Regions from separate parts of the Mus musculus genome. Here region 1 is linked to region 2. The links are chromatin contacts, found by Hi-C or POLR2A ChIA-PET in ENCODE. All regions are on one chromosome and are shown on one strand. The core of a region is the stretch at or near the end of the contact, and the rest is flanking DNA. Distances in the headings are between cores, read along the strand shown.

The links. A loop is a pair of places that touch in the nucleus more often than their neighbours do. ChIA-PET counts read pairs that join two places held with the same protein, here RNA polymerase II (POLR2A).
Region 1: a loop to region 2 is called in a map of T-helper 2 cell, with 4 times the contacts of the local background. The contact joins the promoter of 1700074H08Rik here to the promoter of 4833420G17Rik in region 2. A Hi-C loop is called at or near these places in 1 of 37 maps with a recorded cell type or tissue (T-helper 2 cell). POLR2A ChIA-PET finds 5 or more read pairs at or near these places in 1 of 5 experiments (Patski).

Annotation. Positions count from the first base shown.
Region 1 is chr13:119,677,867-119,684,383 of GRCm38, forward strand. 1700074H08Rik (RIKEN cDNA 1700074H08 gene) reads left to right here and starts at 2,176. Exons shown (of 3, transcript NR_138420.1): 1 at 2,176-2,413; 2 at 2,850-2,893; 3 at 3,452-3,716.
Region 2 is chr13:119,460,542-119,467,514 of GRCm38, forward strand. 4833420G17Rik (RIKEN cDNA 4833420G17 gene) reads left to right here and starts at 2,218. Exons shown (of 13, transcript NM_001113550.1): 1 at 2,218-2,578; 2 at 5,470-5,763; 3 at 6,326-6,415. The coding sequence starts at 5,563.

The DNA.
Region 1 (6,517 bases), core at 926-3,425, 220 kb after region 2:
GACAAGACAGTCTCGTGCCTTAACTCTTTGTTTTAATGAAGGATCTAGATGGGAACTTTGGGCAGCAACTGCTCTTATAACTATCTCCCTGTTCCCCTGTTTTAGGAAGCCACCACCTGATCCAAGCTACATCTCCCATCTAAGATTAAGTCCCAATAAAAGCTTTGCCTGACCAATCTCATTTCTACCATCTTTGGGCCTGGGCACTAGGCCCCAGTAACATAGTAAGACAACTGTTCCCTTGTGAAAAATCAACTGTACAATGCTACTATATGTGTCTTCTACAAACATAGGTCTATAAGCATTGGAAGCCTAAAACAGTAAAAGAATTTTAAAAAATTGTAAAGTGTTAAAAACCTAACAGATCACACCAGCATCAGCTGGTGTATCACAAGCTATCTGAAAAGAACATTTCCCGGTGTTTCTATGAGAACAGCAGAGTGTAAAAAAATTACCTCCAGATTTTCAGGAACCTTTGGGTAAAATTAGAAATCCACCACTATAATATTTGGAATTTTCAAAAGCAGTTGGTAGTACCAGAGGATGCATAGGTGGATAGCCTCATCTAACACATTCAAAGCAACATCTAGGTGTGTTGCTTAGGGATTTGTTGCCTACAGTTTGGGAAACTTTTAAAGGTTCCCCCCCCCCCTTTGTGATCTGTCCTTGAAAACTAACTCAGAGTAAGATAGAATAGTTTGGCTAAGAAAGAGGGGGAAAGTGACATAAAGATGATTGTGTGGTTTGAATGTGACCTATCTCCCAGAGCTTCATGTGTTTGAACAATTGGTTCCTAAGTGGGGATGCAGTTTTAGAAAACTATGGAAATTTTAAGACAGGGAGCCTGTGGGAAGAATAGGGTCACTAAGGGGAGGTTTGAGATTTCATAGCTTGAACTCACTTCCTGGCTCCCCTCGGCTTCCTAACTGCAGCTGCCATGTGACCCCTCAGGTACCCGCTGCTATGTTTTCTCTGCCACCATGATGGGATGCTGCCTCTTGAACTGAAGTCAGATAATCTCTTCCTCTCCAAAGTGGAGTCTTGTTATGTATGCTGTTCATGGCAACAAGAAAAGTGATCCAACAGTAAAGAAAACATCTGTTTCTTGCTGCAGTTGAGCTGAGTTATAAACGCATCAGTCATCTGAGCTCGGGGCGCTGTAGAAAGAACAGCAAGTGCAAAGACCTGAGGGAGACATAAACTATAACAGACACGAGAAAAAGTGAGTGAGCCTAGTTAAAGAACTCGAGTTAGCCAGACTTGACGTTTAGCTAAACTCTGGAGTTAACCGGACTGCAAGAAGGCTGAGGTTAACCTAAAAATAACAGGAAAGGCTAGGCATTCGGTCGCCCATACCAAAAGAGCAGTGGCAAATCCTAAAAATGGGGGATATATAAACTTTGACCAAAATGCTAGATTTTTCCTCTATTCCATTCTGGGCAATGGAAGTGACTCCAACAGAATGCCTGCCCTTTACTAGGCCTCTAGCTCAGCTAATCACTTGTTAGCATTGCAATAACAGCTACTAGATGGTTCAATAACCACCTATGGAACACCTACTAATTTCTAGGCATGGTGATAGGTATCTTAGGTACAATATAGTACTCATTAACGTCCAAATAGATACCATTCTCAATTCACCACTGAAGAACCAAACCTCAAAAACTTCAAGTCATTTGCCCACATAAGTGACAAAGCTAAGATTTGAGGACAGCTCCTCTGGGCTCTTTCCATTTTTCTGTTACACCCTATAAAGAACAGAGTTGTCTCCTTTAACCCCAGCACTTGGGAGGCAGAGGCAGGTGGATTTCTGAGTTCGAGGCCAGCCTGGCCTACAAAGTGAGTTCTAGTACAGCCAGAGCTACAGAAACCCTGTCTCAAAAAACCAAGGGAAAAAAAAAAAAAAAAAAAGGAACAGAGTTGTGTCCAGGGAAGGGGTGAAGGGGTGTGGTGGTAGCGTCTGAGAGACAGATGAGTACCTTGACCTTTGAAGCCTTTCCCAACAGACTCTGTTTTTCTGAGAAAGTGATCATGGGATTTGGTAGTTTGCCTGTGGGCTTAGTAGCCAGCTTTGACTAAATAGGCTCAGAAGAAAATGCTCATCAGTCAAGTTTATGATCCTCATTATGATGCAATCAGAACGCTGGTGTCAAACATGATTGCCTGGGAAACTGCAGACTAGCAACATACAGAACCAAGAACATGGACTGTCATGAACATCTTTCCAATTTTCCTTTTTAATATTTTCTGTATTTTAATTTTATGCACGAAGATGAAATGATGGTTATCACGCAAGATATCAATGAACAAAAGAAATGCTGACAAGTGCTTACTGAAGACAGCTTGTGCAAGCCAGGATGCTTTGTTTGGATTTACAATGTGCTTCCCTTAAAGGGGAGAAAGTGGTTATCATGTATCCATGGCTCTGGCCTGACACACCAAAGGTCACTTTGAAACTTATTTTAAAATAGTAACTTTCTATATTCCAGCATAAATTCCCTCCCAAAATTACTACCACACGATAGTAAATGTTAAAGACTAGTTATGGGTTGCCCTGCTCAACTAGTTATTAATATACAGTTAACAAAGCTGAAGACTTAACAAGAAAGGAAGGGAAAAGTGAACATTTGGCTGCCATCCTTCAATACTGGCCTGAGGCTCAGTATCAGCTGAGGGATACTCCAAATCACTGTGTCTATATACTAAATAGTTCTCGCTTTAAAAAGTAGTGACCACGTATGAAATAGTGTGGGACCTTAATATTTTTTTGGTTTATTTTTTTATGATTCGTGTATTTGGAATGAAACAAAAATTGCTTTATTAACTTCTTGACAATCATTTAAAAACAGAAGCCACGACCTATTTTATTCATAAAGCACTGTGATAACTGCAGGTAAGCCAGATATAGTTTGTGATTAGCCCTAATCCGCACATTCAGAGAATTTCCTGAAAATGTTTTTTTAATCTGTTTTTTTTTCTGTGTCTGTCTCCACCCCACCCCTGTGTGTGTGTGTGTGTGTGTGTGTGTGTGTGTGTGTGTGAGAGAGAGAGAGAGAGAGAGAGAGAGAGAGAGAGAGAGAGATTGACTTCAAGCACACTGTATGCTTACACATGGAGGTCACAGGACAAATCATGCCCTTGCCTTCCACCTTGTTCGAGGCAGGGTCTCTGGTTATTCACTACCGCATATGCCTGGCTATTGAGCCTGAAACTTTTGAGGATGCGCCTGCTTCTGCCTCTTCTCTCACTCTGCGAGTACTGAGCTTACTGACCTGGATCTGGCTCCTGCTTCCAGCTTTTGTGAACCTGAGGATCTGAACTGGGGTCCCTCACACTTGCACTTTAACTACTGAGCCTCCCCCCACCCTGTTCCAGAATGGTTTTTGGTCTCTTCTTCCCACAAACAGAAGATCAGAGCAGCAAATAATCTCTCTTTCATGTCACTCCACAGGCTGAGTCAAAGCGCACTTGTGGCTTCAGTAGTCAGATGTTCCCACTTCAGCTCCTGTGGCAAAGCAGCAAGGCAGTCTGGGAACGTCTTGTCACTGTAGCTAAAAGATCTAGAACTGGTGACACAAACCACAACCTCAGTGTCCTGGAGAGGCCTCTGATCCCTCTGTTGGCTGACCAGACACCCTACCACCCTCCATGTCTCTCCAGCCTTTTCCAAATTGTCTGAGATGCTCGGCATTATTTCAATAAATCTCCTTTCTGTTTAAATCAGCCAGAGTTAGAGTCAGCTACAGTGAGAACTCTCTATGGTTACATCTCTGTGTTAAGTCAAAACAGCCCCTGGCGTTATTTTATCCCATACACAGGCACCGGGAGGCTATGCACACGGCATTTTAAGTAAGGCTCAGCTGGTAAGAATGCTTGCTACACAAGCAGAAGGACCTGAGTTCAAACCCCCATCACCTGTGTGAAAAGCCAGGTATCAAGGCCACTTCCTCCTGTATCCCCAGGACTGAGGGACTGGGAGGGAGGCAGGAGGATTGCTGGGGCTTGAAGTCTGGCTCTGGGTTCAGTGAGACACCCTGTCTCAACAGAATAAGGAAGAGAGTAACAGCTTGTTCATCTGTGCACACACCACATACATACATATAAATAATAAAATAACAAAAATTTAAAAAGAGTAGTCTATCTTTAAAAAAGACAAAACAAAACAAAATAGACTTAGAGGGTAAAGGTATTTGCCAACGAAGCTGACAGGTTTGATCTCCAGGTTGGTTCCACATGGTCAAAGCAGTCGTCTAACCCCTGTACATGTACGGACACATTCACACGCATATACATACATGGCCACACTAACTGTGATTTTTAAAACTTAAAACAAAAAAAAACGTGCTTATGTTTTGTTTTATTTGGTCTTTGTGAAATCCACAGAAGTAATGTGGAAATGGCGTGAACTCTGTAGAAGGGGAGTCATACAGAAGGCATTACTGTATGCTACCTGGCCATTCCACCCCATCCCTACCAGACACCCAGAGGCTTCTTTCCCTTGCAAGAAGGACTGACTCATCTAATGGATGGAAGAACTCAGGCAGGTAGGTGTGACCCAGGCCCTCCCCCTCCTTGGGAGCTCCCTGCCACCTGGGAAGCTGCCAGCATCAGCCTTCTCCATCCGAAAGATGCCTGACCTGGTCTCCCTGCGTCTGAAGGACGAGCCTGTCACTCTGACGCTTGGCATCAGGAAGGCTGTGGTTTTTATCTTCACTCTTAGCAGCAATAAAGGCAATAATTTAGTCCCATTACAAGTTTTGTTTCAGAACTTGACAGAACTGTTCCTTTAAGGCTTAACTCTAATAGATTCATGAAAATTGCTCCACGTACATGTTTTGTTTATTTAGCATATTTTCTTCTCTCTGTCTAGACCCAATCAAAGCAGAAAACACACAGCTATTTAAACAGAAAAGTTCAATACAAAGTATGAACAAGGGGCTGGAGAGATGGCTCAGTGGTTAAAAGCACAGACTGTTCTTCCAGAGGGTCCTGAGTTCAATTCCTAGCACCCACATGGTGGCTCACAACCATATGTAATGGGGATCCGATGCCCTCTTTTGTGTCCGAAGACAGCAACAGTGTACTCACATACATAAAATAAATAAATAAATCTTTTTTAAAGAAAGGAATGAACTAAATAAGAGGCTTAAATTAATTGAGGAGGGGATAGACCAAGAAGTAAAGAGAACTTTAGAGGATGTAGAAATAGCAGATCTGAGAAACAGCAGCTATCCCTGAGTGAGACAACCAACAGAAGAGGATTCGTCTACCACAGGCTAAGCTGAGCTCAGGGTGCAGGAGAGCCTGGCTAGACCTCACTGAAAGACACAGATGTCACTGTGGTGTCCTGTTTTCTGGAATTTGCTGGAAGCACATCCACTAAGTTGCAAGGGAAAGTGGCTGGGACTCACTGGTGGCAGAAAAATATGAAATTGCTGAAGGCTGGGAGGCAGTGCAAGAAAAGGCAGCCACCTGCCTCAAGTGCCACCATCCCAGCCGGCCTGCTCTGAGCCCCTGGGAAGCCGTTTCTCTTGTAATGTCTTTCTAACCTGTCACTACTGACCTAAAGTGTAAAACTGTGATGCCCCTGAAAGAAAAACACCTTTTAAGTTTCCAGAATTCCTTTTTTTAAGCTAACCATGTCACAGAGTAAGTCTAGAGTCATGAGGCAATACGTCCATGCTAATCTTTGCTTGATAGTACTTTATCAGGCAATATTACGAATTGGGAATCAAATTATTCATACGTTTTATTATATTTCTTTTTCTGACTCCTTCCCACCCCTCTCGAAACTAACTCCTGTAGAAACATGGATTTTCTCTTACTTTTAAGTGCTAAGTGTGTATGGATAGGGGTTTTGAGCAAGGATGGACCCTCCTGAAGAAAAACAAATCACCAGAGGGAGACATTCTGGAAACAGGAAATAGTAGTACATTTGTGTGGTTACATCTTAAATGTTCCCTCCCCCCCAGGGCTTTGTGTTAAAGGTTTGGTTCCCAGTGAAGTGGTGTGACTTTCCAGGGGCGGGTGTCAGTGGGAGGTGTTCAGGTCAAGAGAGAAATACCCTGGAAGGACACAGTAGTACCCAAGACCTCCCTCTTTCCCTCCTTCAGTTCCCAAAGAAGATCACTGTTGCTCCAGCACACTTGTGACTCATGCACCCATCGTACACAGGAACCTCAGCATGGCAGCCAAGTCTAAGACCCGAGTCCAGTTCCTGGAACACGAATGGTATAGGAAAGGACTGAAGCCCAGAGGCTGTTCCCTCACTTCCGCACACACACCATACTGTGTGCACCCACACAGGAATAAATTAATGTCAAAAAATTAGTTTCTAGTCAAAAGAGTATTGACCAACATACCAGTAAATAGGACCACCAACTCAAGTTAACCAGCAGTCAATTGGCTTTCAGAAGGGCCATAATAAAAGCCCATTCCTAGCAGAGACTCCTTTGATTATTCAACCCCTGTGGAGCCTTCAGGCATAGACTTCCACACACAGGAGGCTGCTAAAGTG
Region 2 (6,973 bases), core at 968-3,467:
ATAATTAGCTTTCTCTTTATGCTCTTCTGCAATGTGTTTCTGGGCTTGTCTTACTTTATCTAACTTTCTTCTATTTTTATTTTTAAATTGTTGTATTTTGTATGTGTGGGTGTTATGCCTGCATGTGTGTCTGCACCAGTGTGTGCCTGGTACTCAGGGAGGTCAGAATAGAGTCTGATTCCCTAGGACTGGAGGAACAGAAGGTTTTGAGCTGCTATGTGGGTGCTGGAAATTGAACTCAGGTCCTCCGGAAGATCAGCCAGTGCTCTTAGCCACTGAGTCATCTCTCCAGCCCCCTTAACATTCTAATGTCACATTTCTTTTAAATCTTCAACTAACAGCCATTGATCTCCAGGTGGGTATCTCCTAATTCCAACCAAATCTTACAATTTTCACCAAATGAATTTAGAAGATTTAAATCTAGCTCAAACTTTTCCTAAATTTATTTTTTTATAACCTCTTCCGCCTTTCCTAAACCAGGAAATTGGGTTGTTTTAGAGTCTTTTCTCCGAAGTCCCAGGTCCAGTAATTCCCAAGAATATAATTAACTCTCCTGCTGGAACTGCTGTCTTCTTAGTATTGAGAACCTACATTCTAGGGGTTCTCTCCTGTTTACCCTTTGCTGCCCACAATCCATTCCCCATCAGCAATCCCAGTAATCTTTCAAAACATGAAATCCCGTGTAGCAGAAATTCCATTCGGGTTCTCAAACATTAGATGGGGAAAGGGTGGGGGTAGAAAACAGCTACACAATGTACAGTACATACTGTCACAGGTCATTAAGAAATAAGACTGTGGTTGGGCGGTGGTGGCGCATGCCTTTAGCCCCAGCACTCGGGAGGCAGAGGCAGGCGGATTTCTGAGTTCGAGGCCAGCCTGGTCTACAAAGTGAGTTCCAGGACAACCAGGGCTACACAGAGAAACCCTGTCTCAAAAAAAGAAAGAAAGAGAAAGAAAGGAAGGAAGGAAGGAAGGAAAAGAAAAGAAAAAAGAAAGGAAGGAAGGAAGACTGTTATCTGTCCAAGGATGTCTTTACTTAAGATCATTCTTTGTATCAGTATATTTTCAAGTGATGGCTAATTGAAGAGTTAGATCCTGTTTTCCCAATCCCTTACTGATAGCTTTGCTTAAAGCTCTTGCACTAAACAAATATTCCTAATAAAGCTTTTTTGTTAGTTTGTTTTTTAAGAAAAAGTTGCCTGGAGATTTTTAAATTTAGAATCAGCAAATTTCTTCGAGTCTGGCTCCATCCATAATGACCTGGCCATACTACCTCAGGCCTCCTTCCTCCCTGATCATGCTTCAACCCCTTAAAGAGACATCATCTTTCCCTTGGACTGCTTGGAGTTGTAACAGAGCCTTGACCTTTGCTTGTACTTAGCAAGTACCTATTTAAAACTCCAGATTTGGAGCTCTGGCCATATGGATAATGTCCTTGTGGAGAGATCTGCCCCCCCCCCCTTGCTCTGAGCTCACCCTCATACTGAGGGCAATAGGCAGCACAAAGAGGTCTGCTTTACTACCAAGAGTGTCTTGTGGACAGTCTATAATCTGGATGCAATACTATTTTTAGGCAGGGCAAAGCCAGGAAGATGGTGAAGCACATCTTTAATCCCAGCACTAGGGAGGTAGAGGCAGACAGATCTCTGAGTTCGAGGTCAGCTGGGTCTACAGAGCGAGTTCCAAGACAGCCAGGTTTACACAGACCCTGTTTCAAAAACAAACTAAACAAAACAAAACCCAAAAAAACTCAAACCTCAGATTTTAGTGGAAGTATTTTCTCAGACTCTATTCTCTCATAGATCGCTGTGTTTTTTAGTTTAGGAACACTCATAACTAATAGAATATTTTGTCCCCCCAGTCATTCTCCAATCCCCATCCTGACCCCAGTGAATTGGGCTAATCCGCAGCGTATTTTGCTGACGTCGTACGCATGTCTAATGGCAATAGATTAAGAATTAGAAGACATTTTCTGGCACCTCTTAAAACAAGTGGTCTTTGTCTTCGATTACTTTTAAAGAATTTTAAAGCTCCGCTAACACCTATCCTGTGACAGTGTCGCCTGGTAAAACTGGTCTATAACCCTAATCCCCACGGAAACTCGGCGCTTCCGTGCCGACACTGAGCACCCGATACGTGGAGACCAGAGTCCAACCCGGAAAACCGGTCTTTTCCGGAACTGCTCTTTGCAATGGAAGAGGCGGGACTTCCGGCTTCGCTTTTCCGGAGACCGCCCCTTCCTCTCGGTGCGGGAGGCTCCAACTGCTGCCTCGCTTTGTGTTTTGTTTGTTTGTGTTTTGTTTGTTTGTGTTTTGTTCCTCGCGTCGCCGATGCTGCCCCAGAGGACTGGACCGGTGTTTCAACCGAAACACTTCTTGTATCCGTGTTTTTCCGTAGATGTGATTATTTTTCTTCCTCAAGAAATGCTTCTCGGTAGTTAATACATTACGGAAGGAACCGTGGAGAAGCGCTACGCAAACAGCACAGTTCGTGCCACTTGAGCAAAATAGAGGTCGGTCGGAGGCCGAGGTTGCCCTCCCTTCCAGGTGCAGAACAACTTCGCAGCCCACAGCCGCCGGTGAGTGTTGCAAGTTTGGCGGTGGTCTTGCTGAGGGTGTTTTCCCGCCCCCTTCTCTTTCCCCGGGTTTGTTTTGAAAAAAAAAACGAGCCTTCAACATGCAGAGGAGGGTTTTCGGTTCGTTATCCCCCAGACCTAACGTGTTGAATGGTGAGAGTGCAAACGTGAATAAAACGATGCAAAGCACCAATTTGCTCTTAAAATACCAGGTAGAGCTATGCGTGTGTGCACATACGTCTCTTCGTCTGTAATCACGGTGTTTGCTTATTGGCGTTGCAAGGATTTAAACAAGTGACGTAAAGCAGTTACTGTGGTCTTACCTGTGGGAAGTTAACCCGTGACGGCAATATAGAGATGCACTGAAGACAGACGAAATGGGAGAAAGATAGTTGTAGTAAATAAGAGTTCAGCTTCCAACAAAAGGAGATAAAGGGCCAAATTCAAGCGAGATTTTAAAAAGCAATAGAAAGCTAGTTACAGGCAGAAAGCATCGTGATGACAGTGGTGTCATCAACGCATATCGTGAACTCAAGGGGAAGAATTTAAATATTTATTCTTTCTGTATTTGATGAAAGTTTATTTGTCCAACAGCTTTCTTTGCCTAGTACTATTTGAGGTCCCAGTGATACATTTGTAAATAAGACAGGAGAGATCTGTTTTGTCTGAGTTTCTATCCTGGTGGGAGGTACTGATAAAGTCTATGAGGACAAAAGATATGTTAGGATAGCAATTATGGATGGAGTAGTTTAGCTTAGGTGATAAAGTTGGGCCTTGGTGCAAGTGGTATTTGTGTTGAGATGTGAGTTCTGATGAAGAGTTTGTGATATGATAAGCAAGGAGACGACAAGCTAGACAGAGAGAGCAGGGCAAAGTTCCTGAGATGAGAAACACCTTCTTTCAAGAGCAATCTCTACAAAGCCAGTGTGATTAAAATGATCAGAACAAGGGAATTAGGAAGTGACATTTGGAGAAAGTGGTGGGCTAGCCTGTGTGGCCTCTGCAGGCTGTAGTGTAGGACTATTGATCTAATTCTGTGTGCAAATAACTAGGATTAATGGGCTCCAGCTAAAGAATGGATTTAGGGGATGCTGCAGAAATCTGCTTTTGGTGGGAGTGCTTTTGTTATAGTTTAATCAGATTCTGTTTCTCTATGGAACAAAGACATAGAAGTCTATGCTGCTACCGGTAGCCTGAATTGTGCGTACCTTATTTGCATATTTAAAAATAAAAAAAAAGATGAGGATGAAAGTAACCATCGTTATTAGGTAAGGTCTTGAAGAGTCTTTGATTTAAGTAATCAATAAGAATGATTAAAGTAACAACAGAGATGGCAGTAGAGAAGAAACCCTTACTAACTGTCTTAGTTAGGGTTTTACTGCTGTGAACAGACACCATGACCAAGGCAAGTCTTATAAAAACAACATTTAATTGGGGCTGGCTTACAGGTTCAGGCCATTATCATCAAGGTGGGAGCATGGCAGTATCCAGGCAGGCATGGCGCAGGAGGAGCTGAGAGTTCTATGTCTTCATCCAAAGGCTGCTAGTGGAAGACTGACCTCCAGGCAACTAGGGTGAGGATCTTATACCCACACCCACAGTGACACACCCATTCCAACCAGGTCATACCTATTCCAACAAGGCCACACCTTCAGATGGTGCCACTCCCTGGTCCAAGGATATACAAACCATCACACTAACCTAAAGTGGGGTTGGAGGAGGATGGAGGGAAGAGTTTGGGAGAGGGGACAATCTACAACTTAGTCACAGACCAAGTAGGTCTAGTAGGATGAGGTCTTAAGATATTAGTACAAAGACATTGATGGCCATTGTGGATGGATTAATGCCAGTGGAAAGGCAGAGGAGAAAGCCAGGTCGTAATAGCATGAAGATTAGTAAGAGGTGCTAGCAAGGAGGGGTTTACTGTACTTTATTGATAGGAAATTGACATGAACTCAGTAGTATTGTCTCTGAACAGTGTTCTGTTGTTGTTTTGGACTGGTGAGACTGAAAATACAGGAGACAGGGTTTGTGTTAGAAAAGAATTGACATTCACAAGATTTACTGGGACCTTACAAGGCAGCTTTCGTAGTGCTAGGCACTGTCATGGGTATTTTCTCACTTAAACCTACAGCAGTCCTGTGTAACCCGCTCATTTTACAGATAACAGACATCCCTAGGCATCTGCCTAGCAAAGAGTGGCGCATAAGCGAAGCCCTCCACCACCACCGCACAGTTATGGAAAGCATAGTAAAAACAGGCATTTTGGTGGTAAGAAATGAAATAGAAGAAGTGAGAATACATTGAAGAGACTGGATTAACTACTTGCTTAGTTCCGGACTGGGGAGCAGTGTATTCTGATATTTGTATATTTTCATGGTCTTTTCTTTTGGCCTGTGGTTTGCATGTGTTAAAACTGATTTGCTGTGTTTTTATTTTATTTTTATGTATTATTATTACTCTATGTATGTATGATGTATGAGTGCGGGCATGCATATTTTTGCTACAACTTTGTTCTCACTTTTCCACGGTGAATTCCAGAGATGCAGTTCAGTTCATCAGACCTGCATGCCAAGAATCTTCACGTGCTGAACCATCATGCCTGCCCAAATTGCTTATATTTTTCTTACCAAAGTATAATTGGTTTATCTGAAATGAGATGCTGAGCATATCAGATACAAATTTAAACTTGAGGAACAGTAAACCACAAAATGTTTGTTTGTGATTTTGTGAGCTGTCCGCGCCTCCCAGGTTAGGTTTTGACTGTGTCTGAGTAAAGTCCTCGGGATTCCTCAAGGCAGTTTGTGAAGGAAGTTTATTTTAGATCCTAAAGGTAAGAGGATACACGGTGGCGGGTGTGTTGCCCTGTGTTCTTAGGAAATACATGTGTTTAGCTTGACAGAACTCCTGAGCCTTAAGCACACTGCCTGTGCTGCTGTGTCCCCATTCCCCCACAGTCCATGCTGAGAAGGGCGGCGTAGCCAGGCATGGGAATGGCAGCTGAGGTGCGAATGGTGCTCTATGAGGATGATTCCGTCCAAGTGCACTACGCTTGTGGGTCCACGCTGCAGCTCTCTCCTTGCGGCTCTGAATTTCTCTTTGAAAAGGCACTTCCTCCCTCAACACATCCTTTAGAACAACCAGAGAGAATCCGTCAACGGACACACTTTGTTATTAGCAACTACCGAGTAAGTAATGCCACAAAAAATATGTTTGTCTATCTGTCTATCTATTTAATCTCTTTTTAAATCTTTTTTTTTTTTTTTTTTTTTTTTTTTGAGACACAATTTCTCTGTGTACCCCTGGTTGGTTTGGAACTTGCTTTGTAGACCAGGCTGGCCTCGAACTCACAGAGATCCGTCTGCCTCTGCCTCCCAAGTGTTGGGATTAAAGGCATGCGCCACCACTGTCAGGCTAAAAGTGTTCCTTTTAATACTAGCCAGGGGCTGAAGCTGCTGGGATGTTAAGGGAGCTAGGGCACTGGACTTCTGTCATTCTAAACTGATTTTCAGATATTTTACATTTCTTTTTTTTTTTTTTTTTTTTTTTTTTTTAAAGATTTATTTATTATTTTATGTAAGTACACTGTAGCTGTCTTCAGACACACCAGAAGAGGGAGTCAGATCTTGTTATGGATGGTTGTGAGCCACCATGTGGTTGCTGGGATTTGAACTCTGGACCTTTGGAAGAGCAGTCAGGTGCTCTTACCCACTGAGCCATCTCACCAGCCCTTTACATTTCTTTTTATAGGAGCAACTTCAGCGGGCCCTAGATTTTCGAAACTCTTCAGCTACATGCCCTTTTTTATCTGAAAGCATCATACCTCCTGAAAGAAAAAAGGTAATTTTTGTTTCAAACCACATTTCTATGAGTAACATTTGGGTACAGGTTAGTTAAACGGAAGATTTAGCACTTAGTAAGCACGTGCTGTAAGGTGACTAGGCCTCTGTGCTCACCAGGCTAAGGAACGTAGAAGCTACATTTGAACTTACGTATTTTATCTCCTCGACATTTCCTTTATAGCAAGGACTATAGCATTGCAGATTTGTGACTTTTCTATTCTCATATGTCTCAGTGTTAAGCATCATACAAAGTCGAGTAAACTGTGTGCCTGCTAATGTGTATATAAGGAGATATATGAGTCTAGTCTGCTTCTCCTGACGCTGTGATAAAAGGTTGGCCAAAGGCAACTTGGGGAGGAAAGGAGTTATTTCAGCTAGTAGTTTTTCAGTCTGTCCTTGAGGGAAGCCTGGTAGAATCTAAAGCAGACACCATGAGGAGCGCTGCTTACAGGCTCGTTTTCTCTGGTTTGCTTAGCTACTGCCTTTTGTATATAATCCAGGCCCAGGGATGGTATCCACTACAGAGGGACATGCTTTCCCCGCATGAAGCAGCAAC